2 separate regions of the Homo sapiens genome follow, and region 1 is linked to region 2. Evidence: read pairs that join two places in POLR2A ChIA-PET (ENCODE). Cell type or tissue: MCF 10A. All regions are shown on one strand. Links, peaks and the distances in the headings refer to the core of each region. The heading gives the core; the rest is flanking DNA.

What was found. Peaks named below come from ENCODE experiments on the same cell type or tissue, not always from the same donor. Only the 100,000 strongest peaks of a DNase experiment are listed, where the experiment ranks them.
Region 1: POLR2A ChIA-PET joins it to region 2 with 6 read pairs; 2 of 35 experiments call an interaction of 5 or more read pairs at or near these places.

Annotation. Positions count from the first base shown.
Region 1 is chr10:52,539,735-52,542,559 of GRCh38, forward strand. All of the region lies in intron 1 of LOC124902426 (a long non-coding RNA gene), which reads left to right. Among named protein-coding and RNA genes, the nearest start is that of LNCAROD, 71 kb to the left of the region's middle. In MCF 10A, for the core only: no CTCF peak of the experiment used is centred there; no DNase peak of the experiment used is centred there.
Region 2 is chr10:52,441,934-52,444,758 of GRCh38, forward strand. No RefSeq gene overlaps it. Among named protein-coding and RNA genes, the nearest start is that of LNCAROD, 27 kb to the right of the region's middle. In MCF 10A, for the core only: no CTCF peak of the experiment used is centred there; a DNase peak (open chromatin) is centred at 1,678.

The DNA of each region.
Region 1 (2,825 bases), core at 208-2,707, 98 kb after region 2:
GTTCTTGTCCTCAAGGCTTCTTCAAGGCTGTTGGCATCTATGGTCTATGGCAGAGCCAGGCTTCAGGCGTGGACATCATTCTACATCTTTGACACCATAATTGGGTAGTAGAAACTCTCCATGCCCGTGCAGGACTCCGTCTGCCTGGACCCATTACACAAATGTTCTTTACTGTCACTGATGATTTGCTGCCTTCCCTAAGCCACACTCCGAGAATCCTGTTCTGGAATCACAGCACAGGGCCCCTCTCTCAAAGACCCTACAATTTCTCTTTTTCATTGCTTCCTTACTATCTCTTCTATTTTCCTTTCCACCCAGGGGGTTCTTTTTCTAGTCAGGATGGGAATGGGCATGAGACACCATTTTTTTTCTTTTTTTTTTTTCTACACATTTTATTCTAAATCCTTAAAATCTCTCCAAAGGAATTTAAGTTTTTTGGAGCATAAAAGGCAGAGACTTTTAGGCTGCTTCTGCTTTGTTTTCTGACATATCCTTTCACTGAAGTGATGAATACAGAGCCAAGTTTGTGCCTGCATGAGGCAAGAGATAGTGGGAAATTACTGGAACAAAAAATTTAAAAAGGAAAACAGCCAACTTCTTTAAAATATTATCCTGCCATGCTCACATGTTATAATTTTAATCTTCATAGCTTTGATTTCTGTACTTTTGAATTACTGTTATAATTTGGTATATTTATATTGCCTCTGATTATTCAATTTAGTAGGAGCAATACTAAAAGTTCTCGTTTCTTTTCAGTCAGTCTAAGGTCTTGCTGTCTGCTGGCTGCCAGACCTGTACCTATTAAAATTCACATTTATTAATGCTCATGGTCTGCTTTTAGCCATTCTAATCACACTGTCCTTCCTGTCTTAGTTTTCTTTTACATCAGACTTTAAAACATGTCTCCATTTCCTACCATCAATCATTAGTTAAGCCTTGACTTGTTAAAACTTCTGTCTAAAGCATTATGTTAGTAAAATGATTAGACTGCAGGTCCATGTCTCTTATCATTAGCCAGAGTTTTTGCATCTGATCCCCACAGTGATCCAAATGCAGAATTGTTTTCCATGAGCTGTCGTGGAGAAGGAGGTCATTATGACAAAAGACTTCTGCCTAATTTATATAGTGAGGCATGCTCACTAATTGTGGCGTCAGAGCTCTGACCAGTTACCAATTGATTTCTATCAGTGTTGTGGGAGATGATAAATTTTAATCAGAATTTTTTGGTCTCTATTAGTCTGGCTTTTTAAAAAAAATAATGGATTTCTCTCATTCATGCTTTCCCTAGTCTGCATTTTTATGACTGTGATGTGCTTTGATTTACTTCATTCAAAGTATGATGCTCTGGCTTCAATTACTCCATTTAACTTTAAATAGACATTGCTACAAGTCTTACTGATACAAAGAACATCTGGTGTCAATAAATTGCAGCAGGAGGTGCCATGTGGGAAGGAACCCAAGAACTAAACACATCTCTGGGCACATCCTTCAGGACCATGAGCACACATATTGTGGCATTCTGCCACTTATCTTCTTACATGTTATCAGAGTGGAGCTCAGGGAGTTTGGGTCAGCATGGCATCATGATTTTCATTGCAACAACGTTTGACTCACTGACTTAAGCTCCAGACACAAAACATTCTGTTCAGTTGATAACATCTTTGGGGACGACTTTTGCTAAACAGGAAAGGCACAGAGAGCAAGGGACACTTTTTTTTTTAATGTCATGCACAGGGTGTTTAATGAAAGAGATTGTAAAAAAGTCAGAGTAAAGAACTCTATTCCTCATGTCCCCTCCTTGCCAACATGCACCAAACCCAAAGTGCTGAAGTCTCTACAAGGAAATATATTTATTCCTTGCTATTTGTGGGTTGATTACAGCCACAAATTTTAACAACTACCTTAAACTACCAGATACAAATAGTAGACTGTACAATTATTTAAATCATGAGAAACTTTTGCCTGATTTGAAGCCTAGAAAAGTAAATTCTTCTTTAATTATAAAAGTACGGATAGCATAGGAATAATTTACCAAAGATGTAACTGATATTTAAGTTTTATTCTGTACACAAGGTTTCTGAATCAAAGTTGTGCACTGCTAATCTAATCCTGGTAAAGAAGGGTGCTCTTCATCATACGTTGTATTTAAATGACAATAAGTGCAATTATTTATGGATCACAGAGCTGGAAAACAGACTTCTGTTTCTCAAAGTATCAAAGTGTTTTGATCTCATTTATCTCAGGAATCAGAACCCGGAACCCAACGTGACCAGACTCTCCTTGTCTTCACTGCTTGTTTCTGCTGTGCTTCTTGGATGCTCTCCCTGTGCTAGGGAAGCAGCTGACCACAGAGATCACATCCTCCCAGTTTTAACCACTCCTGAAGAAAGACAGTCCCCTTCCCCAGGGTCCATATATTGATCTCACAGAAGGACCCTGATTGGCTTTGTTTTGTGCTGTTCTCACCCTTGAATCAATCACGCTGCCAGAAAGGAAGGGCTCGTGATGGGCCAAGAACTGTTTTTGTGGTGAGGAGAGCGGGTTCTGTTTCCAGGAGGAGGGAGATGAGAAAGCTTACTGGGCAAAAGAAACAAACAAAAAAACCCCAAACCAATTAAACAAATACAAGCAATAGGTACTACCATCTGTAAACCAATTCTGGATAAAGATTTGGGGAATGGGTCTGAGAAAGGCATACATTTCAGTCTGGGGACATTTTCTTTGTTCTGTCTACCCAGAGCTAAAACACCATCGTAAGACAGGCCGTCATGTCCCACCACAAGGAAAGAGGAAATAGACATCTCTTCTGCATTTTGGGGGAGAAT
Region 2 (2,825 bases), core at 210-2,709:
GATAACCGGTGCCCTGAGACTTGTTTAATTCACTGGGAAAGGTGGGAATTACAGCACTCACCTCCATGGAACAGCAGGTGGATGTCTCCAAAAGCACAGGAATAGTGAGCTCTGGATGATCCTGCAGATGTCCATGGCCCTCGTTTTTTTTTTATTTCTGTTAATTTTTTCATAAGAATGATTTGGTATCTGTATACAAATCCAGAGGAAACATGCTGCTAGAACAATAAACTATTTTCAGAGTCAGTTTGATCAATATTGGGCTGGAGTTGGCATGCTCTCATGTCATCTCAGAAGTGGTACAATTATTGGTTCGAGCCGAACAATAAAAGCCTCACATAGTAAAAGTAGGTGATTTCTTATGTAGTGGACACATGTGTGGCGGGGGGCACACAGTGCAAGTAGCTACTTCATACATAGGCATAGGTTGCCTCTGGGTAAAAGAGAAGAACAATAGTTAACTAAGGCAGCCATAGCTGGTGCTATGTGGAGGTAAAGTATTTCTCTTATAAAGGGAAAAACCCTAATCACAGCCAGTCCGTGGCTGATGTGGCTGCACTGGAGCTCATATGTTGCTGTTTTGTGAAGACTGTGCTAAAGTATCTCAGCGCATAATAACTCAAACTCCTTTTGCTCACAGAGCATCTGGGGCTTCCTTATTTTTTTTTATTATGACCATTATTTAATATTTATTTAACACCTTCAAACTGATAGGTTCAATTCCCAATATAAAAAGCCACAAAATTTGTTCTGAAGAGTGGATCTAATTTACAAAGAAAATCTTAAAATAGATTACAGTCATGGTCATGGGGCCATTGGTGATGCCTCTGATGATGTCATGGATGTAGTATTGTAGTGGAAAGTTCTACCCTCAAACTGCTTGGCTGTGAGGTTGGCTGCATCACTGAGTAGCTCTGTCACCTTGGGCAAGTTACTTTTTTAATATCTCAATTTCCTCATCTGAAAAATGGGATTAAAAATAGCACCTCTTTCATATCTCAGAGCAGATTAAGAGATCTGATTATGGCATATTTAGTACAGTACTTTACTGTCATGTAGCGAGCACATAGAACATGTTAGCTATTATTATGAAGACTTTATGTTCAGCACATAGAATTTGTAAAACTACAGAAATAAGAGAAGAATAAATTGGTGCTTATTTTTATGGAGAGAAAGCCCTTCACAAACAAATTGGACTACATACTTCATCTATCAATCAGCTGACCTAACACTCCTCTGGTTCCTCCCAAAACAAAAATCAACAAACACATATAATTAAATTTTGAACTGGTAGGTTGGTTCGTAAGTTTCTACCTTGAAATGACAATAGAATTTGCTGAGATGCCTGCATCCCCACTTCAGCTCTTTAAAGATGCAACTACAGTAGAATCTCCTGTGTGATATTACATCGCCTAGTGTATCTTTTAGGGGGCTGTTTTATTTTCTCCTAACTTTTCTCTCTCTGTTGCTTTCCATGTAAACTAGTGCAACTTCTTTTTAATTAAAAAACATCCGAGGTCAGTTAGGAATGTCCTTGTGACTCCTTTGTGTATTATAAAATAGACCCTCTGGGGAAATGAATCATGCTATTATCTGGTTAGCTGGCTCATGCTAGCGAAAATACAATAAAAATACCCTTTCAAATAGTCTTCCACACCCTTCTTGTTCTTTTCCCCATCTAGTCTCCACATTGCTGACAGAACATGTAGTCACTTGTTCAGTATCAGCCTTTTGTATCAGCATAAAAGCTCCAGGAGGACAGGGACTATGTCTTTTTCTTCCACACTTTATCCTCAGGAAACAGTGTGGTGCCTGATTCATAGCACTATACTCATTAAACATTCAGTAAATGAATAAATGAATATCCAACTGTTAGCTGGAAAAATAAAACATGTTGGATGCCAACATCAGTTGACTTGGAAGTAGTGGGCCAACTATTGGCTAAAGAACCACGCAAGCATTACTCCCTGAAGAATTTATTTGTGAACCTTAGTGGAATGTTTACTGGTCTACCAGGAGATAAGAGAGAACAAGCATAAAAAGTGAGTCATTAAAGTTAGGAATTTTAATAGCAATTTGCTATTTAAATGTGTGTTGACTGATGACTTAAAATAGATGAATCATATTTTTGAGGATCAATTACATTTCATTTTTATTAGAATTTGCACAGAACCAGAACTGGAATGGACTACAAACACACACATTTCTCTCTTCAGATATTCCATCAAAAGAATGGTTCATGTAAATGAAAGTGAACCAGTTGTGTTAACCCAACTTAGTAATAGCCTTACATTGCCCTTTGTTCATGTAGTAATGGAAATTGTTTTTTTCTCATTATATGTGTAATACATATCCAATGATTATGAAATATCAACAAATACAAATATTCCCCTTCCAAAAAGGAAAGAAATATCTTGTTTAATTTTACCCTGAGATAACTTAGATTAATAATTGAAATTATATCATCCTACTCATATATGTATTTTTAGTAAGCGAATTATACCAAAATTCATGTTAATTTTTTAAATCTTCTATTCTAGGTATAATATCTACATTGAAATCAAACTATATAAAACATTAAGAAAATGAAAATTTCATGTAATCTTATGCCCTAGTGACATTCTACATAAAATTTGGTGCATAGACCTATGATGATATGTTTCCATTACTGGCTTACTAGGAGATAAGTAAAGAGAGAATTCACATACAAAGTGAGTCAATAAAGTTAGAAACTTTAATAGCAACTTGCTGTTTTAATTGTATTTTTGTCACCAGGGAATTAGAAATAATAATAATAACTTTAAAAAAATGTGGCTCTTCACTTC